2 separate regions of the Homo sapiens genome follow, and region 2 is linked to region 1. The links are chromatin loops, found by intact Hi-C in ENCODE. Cell type or tissue: dorsolateral prefrontal cortex. All regions are shown on one strand. Each heading gives the region's core, and the rest is flanking DNA. Links, peaks and the distances in the headings are about the cores only. Region 1 overlaps INPP5A (inositol polyphosphate-5-phosphatase A). Region 2 overlaps INPP5A (inositol polyphosphate-5-phosphatase A).

Region 1 (11,232 bases), core at 2,919-10,918:
ATCCCTTCATCTGGCTGTGGAGGAGGAAGGCAGGGCCTCTGCGTGTGGTGGGCTGAGGAGCACATGGAGTTTTTAAAGCACACATCCCCCAGCAGGGGCCCCGAAGTCCTTTCCATCCCGCTGCTGTGCTTCCTTTCTCCTCGTAGAGGCTGTCAAATGGATCGGTCTCTGGCCTGCCATCCCACAGGCTCGGTGAGGGCTCGAGGGCAGGGGCTGTGCCCATCCTTGCTAGAATCCATGTCCCCGCGTCCGAGGCTGTGCGGGACCCGGGAGCAAGGCCTGGGGGCCACAGAGGCGGGGCCCTGTCATAGGCTCCTCCTCCACCCCCGCCAAGCCACAGGGGGCTGGAAGCGGCATTTCCGGCAGGTCTGGAACATCTCTGAGTGAGCTCATTTCTAACCTGTTACTCGAGAGCCAGTGAGTCCACAGTGCACATAAGTACTTCCCGCTCTGACTGGGAGGGGCCAGGATGAAAGTCAAGAAGAACCCGCGAAAGACCAAAGCCGATCAATCCCGGGCGCCCAGCAATTGGGGAAAGGTCAGGGAGCTTGGAAAGGGCCTTTTCCTTCTGGTAGAGCAAATGTCACAGTAAAGGGCAGCTGGTCCTGGCCGGGTCAGAGCCGTGGTGAGGCACGCACTGGAGCAGCCGCGGGAGCCTCCCTGGTGAAGGGAGCCAGCTGCTGAGCCCGGTGGCCGGGCCGTGTGACCACAAGGCGTCGGGGGCAGTGGGAAGCCTGGGCTCCGGTGCCTGTGGGGCTTGTGTGGCCGCTCTGGTCTTGGCAGGCGTGGGGGTCCTGGACGCTGGGTCCCGTGGGGCTTGTGTGGCCGCTGTGGTCTCAGCAGGCGTGGGGGGCCTGGACTCCAGGGCCTGTGGGGCTTGCGTGGCCGCTGTGGTCTCAGCAGGCGTGGGGGGCCTGGACGCTGGGTCCTGTGGGGCGTTGGGCAACTCCTATGAAGGACTGCAAGGCTTTCCTTTTTCTGCTGAGCAGAAAAGGAAGAAAGCACCTCACCGGGGTTTGCCTGTGGGTGTGGCCGTAAGAGGAGGCATGGCGGGAGAACAGTGCAGGGGCCTCGGGAGCCGGCCTGAGTCTGCCACATCTTCTCCTGCATCACCTGGCCTGCTCCCCTGGCCTCCCTAAGTGCCTTCACACACAGCCCTCAACCCTCATGGGTCACTGTCAGCAGTGTTTTTTGATCACCAAGATCAGTCCTATTTCTTAAAGAGTTCCTCTCACACAGGCAGTCGCAGCACGGCAGCTCCTGCCCAGGTCTAGATGGCCCTGGTGCCCTGGACCCCGCCAGGGAGGGTGGGTGCAGAGCAGGAACTGCCTCCCGGGCCTCAGTGGGCTCTCCGGACCTTCCAGTTTCAGGTCTGGGACCTGCCTGAGTTTTACCCAGGAAGAAGCAAGACCATGCTCGCCCCCACCTGTACCCCGTCCTCCGTGTTCGTGTTAGGCTGTCGCTAAAGGAGCCCTCGTCCCAGCCCTCTGCGCTGCTGAAGGGGTCCACGCAGAGGGCCAGTGCTGGGGAGGGCACTGGCCTGAAGCCAGAGTTCGAAGATTCCCATCACCAATAAACCAGTGGGATCTTCCACGGCAGCCTTCATGCTTAACTTTAAACATCAAACTACAGAGGACGGGAATTCTAATGGCTGTGCTTAAGGGGCTGTTTACTTTGTGAACTGGTGATAAACAGTTCTCCAGAAACTGCCACTTTCTCCTGAGAGTCAGTAAAGAGCTTCAGCAACCTCCAGGCAGCTGCTCGAGCGGCTGGTGGAGCACTCCAGGGCGAGTGAGCACCTGTGTCTGAGAGCCGCCCACACCACCATAAGCCTCACCAGCTCCCGTCCTTCAGGAATTGAGTCGTCACTGTTTTTTATCACTTTCCCATCCACAGTAATTGGAACAGACATGGAGTTACTTGAAATGCTGTTTTTCCTCTCAGTTCCCCCACAGTAGCTGGTTTTAAATGGAGTCCAGCAGCCTGGGTCCACCTGCCCTGTCCTCAGCCCCTGCGGGGCCCTCCCCACCACCTCCTGGTCTTCCCTCAGCCCCTCTGCCCTGGACCGGCCAGGCCCCTTTCTGGGCTCCACGGGGTGCATCATTGCCACCCATCTGCCTCCGCCCCCATCACGCTGGTGTCCTGCTTGCCGGGGCCACGTGGGCGAGTCGGGTGACAGACCCAGTGCAGCCGGGTGGGCTGGTGGACGTGCTGGCCGGGGCTGCGTGGGCAGCGCGGGAGGGGGCGCCATCTGCTGCAGGACAGTTCACGTCTGTCCCTCACGCCCTGTCTGCAGGCTCCTCGGCCGCTCTGCAGCCCCACCCACTCAGCTCTGTGGAGAGGTGTCCTGGGTGTAGGAAGAGCAGCTCCTGCGTGCAGCTTGTTAAGACAGCGGGTGTGGGGCTTGCCTGGCCATCGAAGCGTCAGAGGTGACTATAAGTCAGGAAGGGAAAGAAAACTGCGGTCTTCCTGGAACCTCCTCTGCATGCCCCAAGTGGATTTCTCAAAGGAACAGTAAGCAGGAACGTGGCAGAGCTCCTGCGGGCCTGGCTGACCCAGGTGGCGTCTTGAAGTCCCAGCCGCGTTGGCGTGTCCTGCTGTGAGCCTGACCGCAAGCTGCCTCCCCTCTGCCCCTGCAGCGGCTGCCAGGACATGAGGCTAACAAGCACCGAGGGCAGCCCAGGAACCCGATTTTTCACTTCATTTCATTTTAATTCAGATCTGATAATTCAGATCTGATAGAGCCGCGTGGCTATTCCATGGGACAGTACAGACCAGGTGACTTTCAACCAGTGCAGGGGCTACCACGGGGGAGGAACATTCCCGTGGACTTGCTGTCCAGCCAGCTTGGGCTCAGCTGCTCCCCAGTGCATCCCTGTTCTCGGAACCACAGCCCTGAGGTGGGCCCTGGGTGGGGTCTCCACGCTGCCTGGCAGACGTGGCGGTCATTCACATGGGATGGCGTGGTCAGCCCTGCACAATCCCAGGGAAGAGTCAGGCCTGGGTTCCCCCCGGTGAGAGGTCAGAGAACAGAGAAGGCGGCCCTGGAGGTGACCGCACCCCTCCCGCATATCAGGCACCCCTCCTGCGTATCAGGTGTCCCTCCTGCGCATCAGGCGCCCCCTCCCACTTACCAGGCATCCCTGGGAGTGACTGCGTGCCTCCTGCATATCAGATGCCCCTGGGAGTCACTGCGTCCCTGCCCTGTATCAGACGCCCCTGGAAGTGACTGCGTCCCTCCTGCGTATCAGACGCCCCTGGGAGTGACCGCGTCCCTGCCCCATATCAGGCGGCCCTGGGAGTGACCGCATCCCTCCTGCGTATCAGACGACCCTGGGAGTGACCGCACCCCTGCCTCGTATCAGACGCAGGTGTTTTCAGCAGCAGGTTTTCTTCGCTGGTGCCGTTTGTTGGTGTCAGACATGAGGAGGGGACCAAGGAAGGGCACGCAGGAGGTGGTGGCTGAGCCTCCGTTGCATCTGCTGGGAGTGGGGGCTCTCCAGCCCCGCGATCAGCTTGGGAGGGAGCTGGTCTCTGGTGAGGGTTTCCCCCAGTGAGGGTTTCCTCCAGTGCGGGTTTCCTCCAGTGCAGAACTCAGTGTTCACACGAATCGGCAGAAGGAAAGCCGCATGTGCTCTGTGGTTATCACCGAGGCATGCCCAGGGCGTTCGTGGGAAATCCAGGTTCTGTCTGCAAAGGTCCCTTCTAAATGGCACCAGAATTGGACACCATGTCTTCAACAGACGTAGATGCCACCCAGGGGAGCCCCTGTCTAAATGGCACCAGAATTGGACACCATGTCCCCAACAGACGTAGATGCCACCCAGGGGAGCCCCCGGCACCCCAGGCAGTGGCAATGCAGATTCCTGGGAGCAGGGAGGCCTCCACCCACCACGGCTCATTCACACGCCCGGCCACCCTGGTCTCTGGGCTCTAGGATGCTGCCCGCGACAGCAGCTGCCCATGCAGTTACCAGGCCCTGGCTTATAATGCCCTCATGCTGGACAGACGTGGGTCTTACTGTTCTGCGCTGTTTGTCTGCCATTTGCAAAGGAATGGGAAGAAAAATGAATAGTTTTAAACTGGATTGTTTACTCAGCAAGTGTCTAAGATCCTTGCATTAGTGTTTGGAGGGTTTTCCTGCCCACGTGGCTCTTTAAGACTGTGGATACATAGCTGTTCATTTGACAAGTCTTTCGTTACATTTTGCACACAGTTTACTATGTAAGTAAAGCGAGCCTAGTGGAAAATAGGGAAAATGATGTGTAGTGTAGAGTTCTTGTAGGACTGTTCAGTCAAGGGAGGGCCACACCTCTGGAATAAGGACCGCTTTTCCCTCCTGGCATCATCAACACAGTCGTCAGCTGTGTGTCAAATTCCACAGCTCACTGAAGCTAAGTGCTTGGTGCAGGGACTGGCCCGAAGCTGAGCACCTGGATCCCATGGCCGCAGGGATTTCCTGAGGGCTGGGGGCCGTGAGGAGTCACAGGACCCTGGAACCGACCACGGGGAGGACCCTGAGGCCCAGGGCAGGGGCGGTATCCCCAGGGTCACCTGCGGCCCCTCAGTGCTGCGTGGCACCTCCACGTGGCCATGTCGCTTCCTGTGGGCCGCAGACACGTGCAGGCTCTCCGGAGGGTCACGGCCTGTCTTCTGTTTGCTCATCTGTTGACGTGGAATGTGCGTGCCAGGTGGATCCCTCCCGCGCAGAGTCTCCTGTCTCCGTGTGGGGAGATTCCTGCGGCAGTGGCTCAGAGGACCACAGGCTGGGTGGCTTACACAGCAGAAGTTTATTCTCTCACAGTCCTGGAACCTGGACATCCAAAATCAAGGTGTCCTAGCGCCACGCTGCTCCTGGAGGCTCCAGGGGGGACCCCTCCTTGCCTCACCCAGCCACAGGTGGCCCAGATGGCCCTGGCTCATGGCCGCATCACCTCCGTCTGCGCCTCCATCCTCATGTGGCCTTTTCTTGCAAGGACATGAGTCCATGGACTTAGGGCCCACCCCACCCAGGATGTCTCATCCCGAGATCTTAACTAGTTACACCTGCAAGGCCCCATTTCCAAACAAGGCCCCAATTCTGAGGCTCTGGGTGAACATGAATCTGGGGGCACACCGTACAGCCCAGGACAGCAGGCAGCGCCGGAGTGACTGTCTCCTGCCACGTGGTCCACTGAACACTAGCACAGAAAACGTTTCTTTGAAAGCCCTACCTAAAAATAAATCTCACTGAAAAATGACCAGATTTATTTGTTGGTGGTGATTAATTTCAGCTGCATTAATTAAGGTGCCAATTAGGTAGATTATTGAATTTTAAAATACCATCCAAGCCCCTCTTATGGAAAATCAAAATCTGCTAGTTGGCATGGCATGGTTTTTAAAAAAGGTTTCTGACTGTAAAACATTTCGTAGAAATTTTGTGGAAACCAAAGAAAATTCTGCACGATTTTCTTTTGAGGCTGACTTGGACCAAGGAATTGAGGGCAGGTGTTTGGGGACCCCTCATACCGGCACCAGATCAGGCTGTGCTGAACGCTGATGCCGGCCTCCCTCTGCGTGTGAACGGGGTGATATTGGCCTCCCTCCGTGTGTGAACAAGCTGATGCCGGCCTCTGCACCTGAACAGGCTGATTTCAGCCTCTGCGCGTGAACAAGCTTGATCTCCACTTGGCCCTGTGGCACGTCCCTGTTGCAGTTTCCTTCCACATGAAGCTTTTTGATGAAGAACTGACAGGAGTGCCTGGGAGCTCCTTAGCACACACATCCTGGGCTCTCCCGGACCTGCGAGTCTCCTGGGAGCTCCTCAGCACACAGATCCTGTGAGTCAGGCCCAGGGCCCAGGCAGCGTCTCCTCACGTCTGCCTGGCACCAGGCTCAGTGCAGCTGGTGAACCGGGGCTGCGCAGGTACCTCTGGTCGGGATTCAGGCTCGGTCCACGCCACCCGCAGTGCCATGCCCGTGCAGCCTCCAGGGATGCATCGCTGCAGGCGCACCTGAGATGCCAGCTATGCTCTCGTGTGACGCAGAAGCATCACCTCTGGGCTGGACTGTCATGGCAGGACCACACCCGGCAGTGGCCACCGTCACTGCCCACTGATCTCGGTGCTCCCTGAGGCTGTGCGCTTCTCCTTCCTCAGATGAAAAGTGGACGAGGAATCCCTGTGGTCCAGGGCCTCATTTTCCTCGTACAGCTTTCATTTTTCGCACTGTGGTCCAGCCTCCAGTGTCTTTGCAGCTGGGAAGTATCAGGAGGAATTGGAGCGTGCAGCAGCTCAGCATGGCCTGGGCAGAGTGCGGATTCGCAGCGTTTCCAGCTGCTCAGCTGAGCAGGTTCTTTTTCACACAGGCCTGTGGATGGCTGAGGTTCTGGGTGGGTGAGTGTCCCACTGTTGGCTGCCTTGTGGGCAGCCCCATTGGTCCAGCAAGTGTGTCCTGTGCGTTTGCTATGTGGGCCCAGCACCAGGATGAGGGTACCGCCTGCCCTCAAGACCATGGCCTTGGGCACCAGGAGTGCCCGGGGCAGTGGGTTTGCCTGGCGGCTGCCTCCCCCACCTCTCTTCAGTTCTCCCCCTGCCTGGGAGTGATTTCCCACCGAAGTGTCTGTGCACATCTCTCTGCCTTCCTAGAAGCATCTGCATTTTAAAGGAGAGGGAGTGTCGGAGTCAAAGGCCGGCAGGAGTGTCTTGCAGGGTCCTCGGATGGAGCTAGCTTCGGGGCTGAATGGAGTGGGTTCAGTCCTTGAGATGGGCTCTGCCCTTCCTCTTGGCAGAGCAGCTGTGTGGTGAGCCCCTCAGAGAAGGCCACACAGAGGCGGGCAGGGCCTCCCAGAGGGCTTAGAAGTGTTGTCTGCTCCCCAGCCGTGTGGAGCAGGTGCATCTCGAGCACCTGTCCTTCCTTCCCCTGAGCCTTTCTGTCAAACAGCAGCATGGGTTAGAGTGAGACCCTGTGGGCTCCATGCAGGCTAGTCCTCCCCACCCTCTGCAACCCCCCGTGTGGAGATACCACATTCAGAGGCCACGTTGGTACCTGCAGTCTGGCTCCTTGGGAGCCGGAAAAGGCCACACCCAGCCTCCACCCTGGGTTTGTGGGGAGATCTGTGCCCTCCTCTGGGGTGGTTTTCAGATTGCCCAGGATCAGAGTAAGCATACGCGGTTCTGAAGGTTTGTGGACAGTGACACAGTCGTGCATAGCCAGAGCGCATCAGGAAGCCGTGTTTATCACAGTGCAGAGCGTCTTGCCTGATGGAGTGTTCTGGGAATGCTGGAGGCTGGGGGCAGGCGGTGCCCGGTGGCACGGGCGCCCTGGGGCGGTGTTGGTACGAAGGGACACGTGAGTGTAATGGTCTTTCAGAAACCACGGCTGGCCTGGCTTTGGTTTCACTGCTGAGCTCCCACCCACAGCAGCCCATCCTTGCCCCCTCGGTCCTGGGCTGGTGGGGTCATCCTCTTGCTCTCACTGCCGACCGCGTTCCTCTGCCTGCTCACAGCGCCTCCTTGGTGCCCTCAGTGGCAGGCTTGCTGGAAAGACTCATCAGAGGTTAATTAAATCCATCTCCACAGCAATGGGAGGCCGGGCAGAGCCGGGCTGGCAGCAGCAGATTAAATACAGGGTTGTTTGCCCTGCCGAGAGTTCAGGGGCAGGGTGTCTGGGAGGACGACCAGCTTGGTGGCCCTGGAGGCTCTCAGACCCCGAGGTGGAGACCTGCTTGTGATTTTTGGTGGCAGGAGGGTTGTAGGGATTGGATCCGGGAGTCCTGCCCTGCCCCACACCAGTCTGTGAAAGAGGCTCTGTGTGCAAAGCGAAGAGACTGTCCCCCAGGAATGCGCAGCCTCCTGTGTTTCAGATGCAGATTAATGCAGACTTGCTCACAGAGCAGAACTGAAAAGATACTGGAGTCAGATCTGGCACCACGGAAGCTGTAATTACAACCCACCACATGAAACACGCCAGTCGTGTGCCATCTGAGAGGGCCGTGCGTCCTCACACGAGTCAGTGATGCAGCCTGCGGCTCCAGCTGCTGCTGGGATGTTCAGAGGGTGTGTTTCCTGCCTCGCGCGGTGGCAACTGGCAGCTGGGGCGCTCAGCTGGCCGTGGTGACAAAGAGTGACAGCAGTGCCAGGCGCACCCGTCTCCACGCGGCCCGACCGCACACCACACCTGCCGTCCATCACGTCTGACAGTGACGGTGATGGATGCGTCTTTGGAGGCTGGTGGCCATTTTTAACAACCAGTTACCAATCACTGACAGGTACATGCTCAGGTGCCAGCTGGGCCTGCAGGGGAATGGCCGTTGGGGGCGTTGACATCCAGAAGGAGCCGTCCTCGGAGAGGGGCTGACGTCGCAAGGAGACACCCCGAGAGCCGGGCTTCCCAAAACACGGCTCTCAATGGGCACCAGGGAGGATACCACCACTGCCCGCGAGGCAGGATCCCAGCACCTGCCTCAAAGGCTGTGTCTGCCGTTCAGTGGAGACCATGGCCGGCAAGAGCAGCCAAGGCCAGGCTGCCCAGCAGCATAAGCCCAGGCCCAGACCTCAGACATTCCTGGCGCCCAGGCGTCCTTCCTTCTAGTGTGCACTGCGTCCTGGGAGGAGGAGCAGCTGTCAGCCAGTAGGTAACATCGCACCTGGTCATGGCCCCCCACAGCCCCACAGACTCCTGAGACCCGCTGGCTGCTCCGGCCCCAGCCAGGCTCCAGGTGAAGTTGTGACCTCATCTGGTTACCGGCTGCCTTGTTGAGCCCCTCTGCCCCCTGATCCCTCAGCCGTGGGCACAGTGGGCGCCGTGAGGCTGTGGGCAGGAGAGGCCAGGTCCCTGTGTCCACTGGCAGCTCCCATCAGGCGTGACAGACAGGGATGACTGTGCAGCTGTCGCTAGCCCTGTGTATGGGCAGGCCTGAGCTCCTAAAAACTGAGAGCATGGCGGCTGACTCCTCAGTCTGACGATGTTCCTGCATCGGCTGCAGTCGGCGCAGCCCTCCAAAGCCCTGCACCATTCAGGATTTGGCCCATCCCACAGCCATGAGCGGACTCGATGTGGCAACATGGGCACAGTGTGTGTCCAGAGGGCAGGTGGCAGGGACGGTCCCTTCTAACTCCCACAGACCCCAGAAAGCCTGGCTCAGAGTGACACTCCTGTAGAGCCTCAGCACCGTCTCCAGAGCAGCATGGATGGAAAGATGCACACAGCCCCATCCTCCTGCTGCCGTGGGTTAATGTTAGCGCAGCCCCGTCCTCTGCTGCCGTGGGTTAATGTTAGCGCAGCCCTGTCCTCCTACTGCCGTGGACTAATGTTAGTCATCGTCAAGTTCTCATCTTACCTGGGGACCCAGTGTGTAGACAGACCTTGTGCAGACCCAGTGGGGCACTGCCCTCGCCACGTGCCCAGCGTGCTCTGGATGGTGAGGCAGGCCAGTGGCAGCCTCTCTGCCCTCCCTGCCAGCTCCTCAGCCACAGGGACGCCCTTCCCTGAGGGTGGAGGTCAGGGCGGTGAGGGCCTGCAGAGGGCACGTGAGCTAAGCCGTGCTGCTCGGTTCACTCACTTGTTATTCTAGAGTCTTGGTGTAAAATAGCAATGGCAACAACAGAAGCACTGATTTAAATCATTAAATTTATTTTTTAATTTTTCTGTTTAGAAAGAGATTTTATTTGGTCTGTTTCTATATAGGGCCTATGACATCAACTGAAAATAAAATAAAATGTTATACTTAATTATAGTGATGACATTAGGCTTCGTATTTAGGGGATTTTTTCTAGGAAGTTCACTTTGCAAATATTACCCAATATTTTCAACTGGTATATTGATGCCAAGAATCTTCTCATTTTATAGAAAAAGAAGACAAAAAACAAAAGACGCTTGGCATTTTCTCTGGTCTATGCTGGGACTCTGTTCGAGGAACTGTTTTTTGGACTCACTCCTAAATGATTCATAATCCGTAGTGTGTTCACTAATCTTTAATGCACTTTTCTATATTTTTTATGAGCTCATACTTTATTTAAAAATTCCTCTGACTGCCCTTGGTTTAAAAGAAACCCATGGGAAAGGTAGGGCACAGAGCAGGTCTCTCGTGCCAAGGCAGGGGGTTGCTGGAGACCCCGGACACTGTGTAGCCTCATTCGTCCTCCTCCTTCACACATCGCACCCGGCTCCCTTACTAGCAATCAGTGGCTCTGACAAGCATACAGGGGACCCTGGGACGAGGGCTGAGCTCTGTGTCCTGCGTCCCCCTCCCTTTGCCACATCCCCCTCCCCACGTCCAGCCGTGCCAGTGGAAGGCTGGGGATGTCCGGGAGGAGCCACCCAGAGGCACAGCAGGTGCTTCTGCCGCCGGGCAGGGCCAGTCCTGTGGAGCCACCCCTGGGCCCAGCAGAGGGTGCCCGGCATGGTGCTAGACACAGCCTGAGAAAGAGACCCGCCGCCTTCTTCCCAGAAAGTCTGTTGAGCTCTAGCTGGCGTGAGAGCAAGTGGGCGCCACTCCCATTCCATGCGCGCTGTGTCCGAGCCTGCCAGGCTGCTGGAGTCCGGGAGCAACCTTGGGAGAGGACATGAAAGAGTCTTTATAGCATGTTGTTGTTCTGGGTGGCCGTTGACAATGAACACAGAGAGGAGGGAGGCCACTCGGATGCTGACGCCAACATCTCCCCATGACAGTGCCTTTCACTGGCTGCATTTCTGCACCCCATAAGCTTGGGATGCAGGGCCTTGTGCCTGGCCCTGGGGCTCGCGGTGAGGTCTGTGCTCCAGGGCCTCACGGTGGGCACTTTTGTCAAGTGATAGGGTCCCCCTTCGGGTCTAGGGTTCACCAGGAAGACCGTTGAGAAGATGGAGCTAACCAGAAGGGCTTTCTCTTGGGAAGTCAAAGTAAGGGAGGCCGGCGAAGTGTCTGAGGGCCCGCCCCGCAGCCCTCCCAGCAAACCCTGCCCCACAGCCCTCCCAGCAAGCCAGGCTCTCAGCTCCTCAGATTCCATCTGGGATGGTCATTCTCTGTGTTCGGTGCCCACTCTGGTCCTAAAAAGCTAGGAAATTGGCACCATGGCACACTTTACAGAACGCCGTTCCTGGCTTCACTGGGGGCTGAGCATGGGCACGTGCCCCCGAGGAAGGGTCCTTGGTGCCTGCCACCCTGGCCTCCCGGCCTCACCACACATTTCCCACGCCAAGTCTGGCCGGGGTCCCTCTGCCAAGCTCAGGCCCAGCCCCTGGAGAAGCCTGTGTGAGGCCCGTGGTGGGGGC
Region 2 (11,232 bases), core at 2,135-10,134, 49 kb before region 1:
ACCTAAAACTATAAAACTTTTAGAAGAAAACATGGGCCAGAACCTTCACAACATTGGATTTGGCGATGATTTCTCAGACGCAGCACCAAAGGCACAGGCAGCAAAAGAAAAAAGAGACAAATTGGACTGCATTAAAACACAACCACTTTGTACAGCCAAAGACAACATCAACAGAGTAAAAAGGCAACCGTGGAATGGGAGAAAATATTTGCAAATCAAAAATCTGATAAGGAATTACTATCCAGAATATATAGAGAACTCCGAAAACTCAACAACAGCAACAACAAAAACCAACCTGAGTCAGAAAGGGGTTTGAATAGGCGTCTTCCCTCCAAGGACGGCGTGGAGACGGCCGATAAGTACACGAAAAAGCGCCCAGCTCCACGAACCTTTAGGGAGATGCAGATCCAAACTGCCATTTTCATTTGTCAGTTTAAAAGGACTTGCAAAATACCTTATACCCATTAGGATGGCTGTTGTCAAAAAGCGCAGAAGATAGTGAGAGGTGACAGCGTGCTGGCAGTCCTCACAGCCCTCGCTCGCTCTCGGCGCCTGCTCTGCCTGGGCTCCCACTTTGGCGGCACTGGAGGAGCCCTTCAGCCCACCGCTGCACTGTGGGAGCCCCTTTCTGGGCTGGCCAAGGCCAGAGCCGACTCCCTCAGTTTGTAGGGAGGTGTGGAGGGAGAGGCGCTAGCGGGAACCGGGGCTGCGCGTGGCGCTTGCGGGCCAGCTGGATTTCCGGGTGGGCGTGGGCTTGGCGGGCCCCGCACTCCGAGCAGCCGGCCGGCCCTGTGCAATGAGGGGCTTAGCACCCGGGCCAGCAGCTGCGGAGGGTGTACTGGGTCCCCCAGCAGTGCCCACCCACCGGCGCTGCACTCAATTTCTCGCTGGGCCTTAGCTGCCTTCCCGAGGGGCAGGGCTCGGGACCTGCAGCCCGCCATGCCTGAGCCTCCCACCCGCTCCGTGGGCTCCTGTGCGGCCGGAGCCTCCCCGACGAGCTCCGCCCCCTGCTCCAGGGCGCCCAGTCCCATCGACCACCCAAGGGCTTGAGGAGTGCGGGCGCACAGCGCGGGACTGGCAGGCAGCTCCACCTGCAGCCCCAGTGCGGGATCCACCGTGTGAAGCCAGCTGGGCTCCTGAGTCTGGTGGGGACGTGCAGAACCTTTGTATCTAGCTCAGGGATTGTAAACGCACCAATCAGCGCCCTGTCAAAACAGACCACTCGGCTCTACCAATCAGCAGGACGTGGGTGGGGCCAGATAAGAGACTAAAAGCAAGCTGCCCGAGCCAGCAGTGGCAACCCACTCGGGTCCCCTTCCACACTGTGGAAGCTTTGTTCTTTCGCTCTTTGCAATAAATCTTGCTACTGCTCACTCTCTGGATCCACACTGCCTTTATGAGCTGTAACACTCACCGCGAAGATCTGCAGCTTCACTCCTGAGCCAGCGAGACCACGAACCCACCAGAAGGAAGAAACTCCGAACACATCTGAACATCAGAAGGAACAAACCCCGGACACGCCGCCTTTAAGAACTGTAACACTCACCGCGAGGGTCCGCGGCTTCATTCTTGAAGTCAGTGAGACCAAGAACCCACCAATTCCGGACACAATAGCAGGTGCTGATAACGATGGGAGGGAGTTGGAACCTTTGTGCACGTGGGTAGAAATATAACAGGGGGCAGCCACTGTGAACATTGAGGTGATTATTCAAAAAGTTAAAAATAGAATTCCCGTCTGATTCAGCAGTCCCACTTCTGGGTACAGACCCCAAAGAATTGAGAGCAGTCTCCAGCAGATATTTGCACACCTATAATCAAAGCAGTATTATTCACAACTGCAAAATGCGGAAGCAGTACCATGGAATATGACCCAACCGTAAAAAGGAAAGAAATTCTGGCAAGCACTACAACATGGTGGAGGAACTTGGAGGACATTATGCCAAGTCAAGCCTGTCACAGAAACACGAACATGGTATGATTCCACTTACATGAGGTACTCGGATTAGTCAAAGTCATGGAGACAGAAAGTACAGTGCCTGGTTGCCAGGGGCTGGGGAGAGCGGGAAGGGAAGAGCGGGAAGGGGAGAGCGGGAAGGGAGCTGCTGCTGGACAGGAACAGTTTCAGCTGGGAAGGTGGACAGCGTCCTGGAGGTGGGAAGGTGGACAGCGTCCTGGAGGTGGGAAGGTGGACAGCGTCCTGGAGATGGGAAGGTGGACAGCGTCCTGGAGATGGGAAGGTGGACAGCGTCCTGGAGATGGATGTTGTGATGGGAGCTGTTGCTGGTCGGGAACAGTCTCAGCTGGGAAGGTGGACAGTGTCCTGGAGATGGATGGTGTGACGGGTGCAGACGTTCGTTAGGCGCGGACTGCGTGCCACTGACCTGCTCACCTGAAGGTGGGTACGATGGTCAAGTTTATGCTGTGTGCATTTTACCACAGCCACACAGTTCGATGAAGAGGTGCCCAACTATGCTAGTATAATGAAGATGCAAATTAAAACAATAAGGTCTAATTTCACACCTATCCAGTTGGCAAAAACTAGAGGCTGGCACTGGGCCATGGCAAGGATGTGGAACGTGGGCACTGCCCTGATGAGACCACTGGGGGATCGTCATGGCAACAGGAGGGGCAACGTGGTGGTGCCTGGGAGGGCATGTGTCTGTGGTGACCCAGCAAGGCCATCTGTGTATTATATACATATGCACGCATGTTTAATCAGCGTGTAAACTGTGTGTTATCCTATGTGGAAGGCACGTGTCTGCCATGACCCAGCAATGCTGTGTATTATATACATATGCACTCATGTTTAATCTACGTGTACACGTGTGTGATCCTATGTGGAGGACACATGTCTGCCGTGACCCAGTAAGGCCATCTGTGTATTATATACATATGCACGCACGTTTAATCTGTGTGTACACATGTGTGTGATCCTATGTGGCGGGCACGTGTCTGCCATGACCCAGCAATGCTGTGTATTATATACATATGTACGCACATTTAATCCACGTGTACACGTGTGTGTTATCCTATGTGGAGGGCACGTCTCCTGTGACCCAGCAAGGCCATCTGTGTATTATATACATATGTACGCACATTTAATCCACGTGCACACGTGTGTGTTATCCTATGTGGAGGGCACGTGTCTGCCGTGACCCAGCAAGGCCATGTGTTGTATTATATACATATGTATGCACGTTTAATCCACGTGTACACGTATTATCCTATGTGGAGGGCACGTGTCTGCCGTGACCCAGCAAGGCCATGTGTTGTATTATATACATATGCACACACGTTTAATCCACGTGCACACGTGTGTGTTATCCTATGTGGAGGGCACGTGTCTGCCGTGACCCAGCAAGGCCATCTGTGTATTATATACATATGCACACACGTTTAATCTGCGTGTACACATGTGTATTATCCTATGTGGAGGGCACGTGTCTGCGGTGACACAGCAAGGCTGTTATATATATATGCACGCATGTTTAATTCACGTGTACATGTGTGTATTACCCTATGTGGAGGGTGCGTGTCTGCAGTGACCCAGCAAATCCTCCTGCATAGTATGTCTGTGTGAACACTCAGTACCCATGTACCTGGATGCTTGTTATCTCTGACACACTTGCTCAGTAACACCATGCAGGGAAGATTATTATAGCATCAATTACAATACTCAAATAATTGGAAGTAGTCTTTATGTGCAACAGAGAAATGGATAAATTACAGGGTTTTTTGTTTGTTTGTTTGAGACAAAGTCTCACTTGCTCTGTCGCCCAGGCTGGAGTGCAGTGGCGCGATCTTGGCTCACTGCGACCTCTGCCTCCCAGGTTCAAGTGATTCTCCTGCCTCAGCCTCCCAAGTAGCTGGGATTACAAGCATGGGCCACCACACCTGGCTAATTGTTGTATTTTTAGTAGAGATGGGGTTTCGCCATGTTGGCCAGGCTGGTCTCGAACTCCTGACCTCAAGTGGTCGACCCACCTTGGCCTCCCAAAGTGTTAAGATTATAGGTGTGAGCCACTGTGCCTGGCCAAATTACAGTATTTTTATATGGTGAATTATTATGTAGCATTCAAAATAAGCTAAAATATGTCTTTATCTTGGTATCACGCCATAGGACATTTGAGAAACTGTCCTCTTTCTTGGCTTCCTTTGTGAAATCCACCTGTGTTTCTGGATGTAACTCTGATCTGTGTATTTTCCTTGCTGTATCTGGTTCTATCATAGGAATATTTCAAATTTGATTTACCCATTTGCACGTTAAGCATTTGGGTCATTTTCAGTTGGTGTTTTCAGAGGTCATATGCCATTGTATTCTCATGCCTGTCTCCTGAGAGCTCCAGCGTCTCTGAGAGAGGTCTGTGTGTGCATTCCACGTGTGTATACAGACATATGTATGTCTACAGGTGTATGCATGTATGTGTGTGTATTACATATGTATGTTTGTCTATAGTGTATATGGATGTGGGTTATGTACATGTGTGTGCATGGATGTGTACATATGTGTGTGTGTGCAGGAGTTTCTCTTGGGTGCAAAGCAGCCGTGAGGGTGTGGGGTTGTAAGTTCACAGGATGTGGTGTGTCCCTGTGGCTCATGTCTTCAGCAGTCACTCATTAGTCACTGTGAGCCTGTCTTCTCATTTCTCCTGTATTACAAGGGCAGAGGAAATGTCTGAAAGATCAGGCTCAGAACCACATGCCTGCCTCAGCTCGGGCAGGTGCTTTCACCCTAATGAGGACGGAACGTCAGGCTTGGCCTCTCCGTGATGTCCTTAGCTTTGTTCTCAGAGAGCACAGATGTTTGCCACTGGCCCTCACAGGGTGTGTCAGAGCCCAGGTGAGCATGGTTTCGTGCCCCTGGGCTCCTGCGTGAGGCCGCGTCCTTCATTTGGGGGTCCTGTGTCCTCACAGCATGCAGCTGGGGAAGGAGTGGGCTGCGTATGAGGGGAGTCATGTTTAGTAATCTCTCGACTCTCATTTAAAACAAATGAAGTTCTCTATTTTGTTGCAGACTTGAAGATTAGTTACCAACAATATCTTATGAAGTTTTTCTTTCTGCTCCTAGATTTATTTTATTAAAAAAAAAAACTGGAGGTGAAAACGCTTTATCTGTAGAAATAACAAAATGTCATGCTGTCTCAGAGTGAGATGGGAGTCACCAAATGCTGCCACTCTTTTTTCTGAGTCACTGTTGATAAGCACGGTCGGCCTTAGTCAGGGCTCCCCTGGGCCGCGGGCCGTGGCCTCCTCCCTCAACACTTTTTCCCTTCCCAGTGGCAGAATGCAGTGGCAGGCTCCACAGAGATCCCCCTGGGGCGCACTGGGAGCTGGCACCTGTGGTCACGCCCGCGACGCGGTTGGAACCAGCACAGGGGAAGGGCCCTGTTGCCACCTGGGGCCTCACATGGGCACTGCTTGTGCATTTCCCCTTTCTGTCTCGAGCAGAGTGTGTGCTCATGTGCGTCCCTTAGCGCGGGGTCTGTGTGACTGAAGTTTTAGGAATGTGTTCTGTTTTGTGCACGAGGGAGCTGGGTGCAGAAGACCAGGTTAATGATGTGTGCTTTGGTCGTTCACCTGATTGCGGAAATGATAAATTACCGGCCATCTGACTTGTTTGCAAATAAAAAGTGATGGAGGCATTTCCAATGGCAGCTTTGTGTTCCTGGCTTGTCAGCCTCTGCCCCGGCCTGAGTCATCCCGAGCCTTCCAGCCGGTGGCTCCGTCCGGGAGGTGGGACCCTGCTCAACAAACACGGGCTTTGTGATTGCACAGTGCCTGCCGGGACGCGTTGTTCTTTCCAAATGTGTGAGAAGTGGTCTGCTCCCGCCCTGAGTTGGCTGTGTTTGCAAAGTGGGCCCGCTATCAGAATTCAGCTCCCGAAATCAAGCTAAGTGACACGGTGTGGCCATTTATCACATTACCGGACTCCAATTGAAGTTGAGAGGTTGTTTTAATAGCATTTGTAAATACTCCATCTTCACTAGCCGCCCCTGTGAGAGGCACTGAGCCCCCATGGTACGCAGGGTTCGTTGCGCCCTGGTCGCCAGTTGGTGTGGAAGCCTGATGGTGGTGACTGGGAGCTTCAGTTGCCCATTAGCTCCCAGGCTGCCTTCAGAGACCAGGGTCCCACCAGTGCAGCCCCAGCCAGGGCCCAGGTTAGCCGGGGTCTGGATCTCCTGTGTGGCCCGCACCGGATCGACTTTTCGGTGCCCCAGGGGCTTGGCTTTGTCCAGTGGAGGCCGCTTCCCGGCTGTGCCGTGGCCTCCGGGGGCTGGAGGACTCCTGCCCGTGTCTGCAGTCCTCGCAGAAGCATCACAGCTAATGGCTGCATTTCACTAATGCAGAATTAATGAGCACTCTTGACAGTCTTGTTTATCAATACGTAAAAAGTATTTTGTTTTTAGCAAGAGGCGAGGAGTCATTATTCTCAGATGTGACAGACATACTCTTGACAAGTACTGTGGTCAGAGACCTGGGCGAGCTGGGGACTTCCTGTCGGCAGGCCCCGGACACGCTCCTGGCCCAATGTCCTGGTGTCTGTGATAAATGGGTGCCCTGAACCGTATTGATGGGACAGGGTAAACACCGAAAAAGTTGGGTCGAACTTTGACTTTAAATGTTCATTACAGCTAATTATGGATTTTCTGACTATGAATTGCAGTTTCTATCCCTGCACTGGCAATTTATTTTTCACTTATTTATTGCAAACTTTATAATATTCTGTTAGCTTTAACATTCAATGAGGTAATGATTTAAATGTTTGCAGCGACATTTATTATGTTTTTTCAGAGTGCTTTCTTTATCTGAAACAAATGAAGGGATATCTTCTATAAAGAAGGGCTGATGTTGGTGGAGGAGACATTAAGTTTCATCCATGGGGCATAGGCCTGCAGTTTTCTCTCTTAACTCTGTGCTGAAACTCTATTTTGCCAAAGAAAAGGATGAACACTGGCTTTTTAATTTTAATTTTCTATTTTTTTGAGACGGAGTCTCGCCCTGTCACCTAGGCTGGAGTGCAGTGGCATGATCTCAGCTCACTGCAACCTCTGCCTCCCAGGTTCAAGCAATTCTCCTGCCTCAGCCTCCCAAGTAGCTGGGATTACAGGCTCATGCCACCACGCCTGGCTGATTTTTGTACTTTTAGTAAAGACGGGGTTTCACCATGTTGGCCAGGCCGGTCTTGAACTCCTGACCTCGAGTGATCCGCTGCCTCGCCCCCACAAAGTGCTGGTATTACAGGCGTGAGCCACCAAGCCTGGCCAACACTGGGTGTTTTTAAGACCTGCTGTAAAGGTGGCTCAGTTCCCCGGGTTCTGAGCAGGTTCACAGCAGATGCCTAGTGAGATAGCGGGTCAGTCGAGCAGTGTCCATGTCACAGCCGAGTGCATCATGGCCACACGCAGCCTTCTGGACCCAGCAGCAGCTCACCAGGGCATGTGGCCTGGGGCCAGGGACCACAGAGGGCCTGAGGACACAGCCCCATGTCAGGCACACAGGTTCTCCCACCTTCTGGCTTTCCCGTGGAGGCAGAGATGCTGCCTGCTGCACCCTAGACCCACCTGCGAGAGAAGAGGAAGTGCACTGCGTCCCCCTCGGGTATCCTTCATCTCCGTCCCCTAGACAGAAGGTCCCTGTCATCTAGCCTGGGGGCTCCCATCTGGGTGGTGGCCAGGATGCAGGGCTGGGAGGCCCATGGTTACCCTGCAGCTTTGGGTTCTCCCACCGAGGTCTGGCACTCATGAGTGTGCATGTGTGTGTGCACATGCAAGCGAGCACTCGCACCTGCCACCTGTGCTGGGTGGAGGCGGCACGTGTCCCTGCTCCTGCCTGTGGGTGTGTTCCCTTCCCCACCAGACGCAGCAGAGACAGGAGGCAGAGGCCACCATGGCGTCGGTGCACAGGACTCAGGCTTGCCAGCCGGCCTCTCTTTTTAGGAGTTTAAATGCACTCCTTGAAGTGTGTTCTGTCAGAGGGCAGCTGTGTCATCCCCAAGGTGAAACACTGTTTTCTGGTGAGGTGTCCATGTGGCCAGCGTCCCCGGGAGCAGGACCATCACCCCAGCCCACCATGCACTGCACACGCCCTAGGAGCAGGAGCTGCACAGCCTCCAGGGAGCTTCCCATGTTGTGGAGTCGGCATCAAACCAGAGACGGCCTAACAGGCCCCAGAGAGCTGACCCAGGGGCCCAGGGGGCTGCAGACAGGGACCAGGCCAGAGTTACTGGCACGATTGGCCCTCAGCAGGCCCAGAACATAAGTCCCCTCACCATGCACTGTGCCTGCCGCCCTGCGCCTCTGAGGGAGCAGCAGCCTCCTGACGCCCCAGTGTGGTGCACCTTCTTGCAGCCCTGCCCCCAGGACAGCCACCCCAGTGACCGGTCGTCAGGGAGGGAGCAGCAGTTCCCTGGGAACTGCAGAGCCTGAAGTGTGTGGGACGTTTAGCTTGGGCCATGGAATTAGGTGATGTTCAGGCATTGCCTTTGACTTTCTTAGAGAGACAATAGCTCTGCAGCCCCGTAGGGCAGCATCTCAGCAGGAGGTCCACACTGGGGCACTCAGAACTGCAGGGTTGTGGGGTCATGGTTCTGCCCAAAACAAAGCAAGAGTGCATGAGTGCGTGTGTGCAAGTGTGTGAGTGTGAGCAAGTGCGTGCGTGTGCATGAGTGTGTGTGCAAGTGAGTGTGAACAAGTGTGTGCGTGTGCATGAGTGCATGTGTGTGCAAGTGTGAACAAGTGCATTGTGTGCATGAATGTGTGCAAGTGTGTGAGCAAGTGCATGTGAGTGCACGAATGAGTTCGTGTGTGAGCAAGTGCGTGTGTGCACCAGTGTGAGTGCATGACTGAGTGCAAGTGTAAGTGTGCGTGAGTGCGTGTGTGCATGAGTTAGTGCATGAGTGTATGAGTGCAAGTGGGAGAGCAAGCACGTGAGTGTGCATGAGTGCATGTGTGCATGTTAGTGCCTGTGAGCAAATGCATGTTGTGTGTGCATGAGTGTATGTGTGCAAGTGTGTGTGAGTGCCTGTGAGTGCTTGTGCGTGAGTGCATATATGTGTTAATGTTTGCAAGCGTGTGGTGTGCATGTGTGTACATGAATGTGCAAGAGTGTACAAGTGAAGCCTTGGAATGAGGTGATACTCAGGCGTTGCCCTTGTGTTGCCCACAGGCTCACACAGACACAGTGAGGGATGCACCACGCCCTGTGCTTTCAGCTGAGGACAGGCCCTGTTCAGAATGCAGAGTTGGGGTTAGAGCCCCCAGTGGCTCAGAGTCTCTTCCCTGTGGAAGGCCCTGTGTGACCTGGTAACGGTTGGGCTCCCTGCAGGCAGCCCCTGCCCTCCGTCTGCAGCTGCGCCCGTGTGCCCTCCTCTCTGGCCCACCTGGCACCGCCGCTTCAAACTCTCCCCTGCTTTATCCCAGGACCTGCTACCCCCACAGGGCACACAGCTATCTCCTATGAGATAGGTTTGTTTGTTAAGTCAGGTTTATAACGATTAATGTATAGATGGTGAGATTCGCCCTCTTTGGGGTATAATTTAGTGAGTTTTGACAAAGGCAACCACTGCAAACCAGTGTAGAATATTCTGATCACCCCAGAGTTGCACCAGGCCCCGTGTTGGGGTTGCCAGATTTAGCAAAAGAAAAAAATACACAGAAATAATACACATGTCAGTACGAACACACTGCTGCATGTAGACACAGGTTCATCTGTAGAAAATACCACGTGAAACTTGCAGTTCAGATCAACAAGTAACTGTCTGTGTGGTATCCGTCGACCCAGCCCTGTGGCGTCCAGCCGCGTACTTTTGCCTTCTCTGGTATGAAGAGCAGGGATCCCTGTGCTCTGCAACCATCCGGCTAATTTGTAAGTGGGAGACACTGGCAGCTCCTGGGGCGATGGGGCAGGGTGGGGCCAGGCGCAGTGGAGCTGATGGTTGGAGGCCCCAGGACGAAGCCGAGCATCAGTGCTGGGAAGGGTCTGGTCCACTCAATGCCCGGCCGGTGGGACCTGCGCCCCTGCTGGAGCCAGCACCGGCTGCACGGCTCACCTGGGAAGGGTCTGGTCCACTCAATGCCCAGCCCGCGGGACCTGCGCCCCTGCTGGAGCCAGCACCGGCTGCACGGCTCACCTGGGAAGGGTCTGGTCCACTCAATGCCTGGCCCGTGGGACTTGCGTCCCTGCTGGAGCCAGCAGCGGCTGCACGGCTCACCGCATGCCTGGAGCTTGGTGGAGTTTGGGTGTTTGCAGGTTACCTCTGCCTGACATCCTGTGCCTCAGTAACTGTGATTAAATTATAACTGGTGAAACTCTTGCTCTAGCTAGTTTAAAAGAGCTTCTTTTATTGTTAAAAATGATCTTTAGAAATATTCCCAGCACCAGTCTCTCATTTGATTTCTCTTTTTGCTCTACAGGCACTAGGAAGCTTTTATTTTCTTCATGAGTCCTTAAAAAACATCTACCAGTTTGACTTTAAAGGTAAGACTGCGTGCCGTCTTCCGGGATTTTGTCTCGGCACTCACCCCTCCTGGTGTCTGGCTTCCCCAGACCTCTCCTGCCCTGTCTCTGTGAGTGGCCACTGTGGGCTGGGTGTCTTGAGCCACTGTCCAGAGGTCACTCCAGGGGCCTCCTGGACCTGGACTCGAGGCCCCTTGGCTGTCCCACACTGGCTCCCTGGCAAGGCTCTGGTGGGGACCTGGCTTTCCTAGAGTTGAGTTAAGAGGAAGGAATAGTTTGTATCTGTGTTCCCATCCAGTGTGAGAAAATGAAAAGCCGAATGAGAGGGTTGCATGTTTCAGAAATAAGAACAGGCAGGGACGGTCCTCCCTGCCGTGAACAGCATCCCCGTTTGATGGTCATGTGCTGTGTGTCTTCACGGAAAAGACTTGCCCTGAGACGCTCCGCTGACACAAGCTGTCCCCTCCTGTTCATTTCTTTGTCGGGGGCAGGTGCGTGAGCTAGGCCGGGTGTGGGGCTTCCGTGCGTGCTCCACACGGCCTGGGGGTGTTTGTGCGATGACTTCCCGTCTGACGCTATCGTTTCCTGCTGTGTGTGAGTTCTCAGAACCCCACGCGGCCTCCGGAGCAGATGACATCCATGTGAAGTGCCCTGCACGTCGTAGTAACTGTGGAGCCACAAACGATGTCGTTTCGTTCGGATTCCGTGTTTGTGCTCCCTCGGGAGACGGAGCGGCTCCTGTGAAATTGCGCGGTAGTCTTATCTCAGTTGCTTGAG

What was found. Hi-C counts contacts between places; a loop is a spot of excess contacts. Peaks named below come from ENCODE experiments on the same cell type or tissue, not always from the same donor. Only the 100,000 strongest peaks of a DNase experiment are listed, where the experiment ranks them.
Region 2: it touches region 1 in a loop (4-fold over the local background); 4 of 110 quality-filtered maps call a loop at or near these places.

What each region holds. Positions count from the first base shown.
Region 1 is chr10:132,728,176-132,739,407 of GRCh38, forward strand. All of the region lies in intron 9 of INPP5A (inositol polyphosphate-5-phosphatase A), which reads left to right. Among named protein-coding and RNA genes, the nearest start is that of NKX6-2, 52 kb to the right of the region's middle. RefSeq lists a silencer at 6,080-6,237 and an enhancer at 6,610-7,261. In dorsolateral prefrontal cortex, for the core only: CTCF peaks have their summits at 7,498, 10,399 (motif pointing right) and 10,605; DNase peaks (open chromatin) are centred at 7,417, 8,046 and 10,526; H3K4me3 peaks cover 1,842 bases; H3K27ac peaks cover 5,564 bases.
Region 2 is chr10:132,679,980-132,691,211 of GRCh38, forward strand. INPP5A (inositol polyphosphate-5-phosphatase A) reads left to right here. Exons shown (of 16, transcript NM_005539.5): 5 at 10,413-10,476. Among named protein-coding and RNA genes, the nearest start is that of NKX6-2, 100 kb to the right of the region's middle. RefSeq lists an enhancer at 7,313-8,057. In dorsolateral prefrontal cortex, for the core only: a CTCF peak has its summit at 5,717; DNase peaks (open chromatin) are centred at 5,372 and 5,762; H3K4me3 peaks cover 1,177 bases; H3K27ac peaks cover 8,000 bases.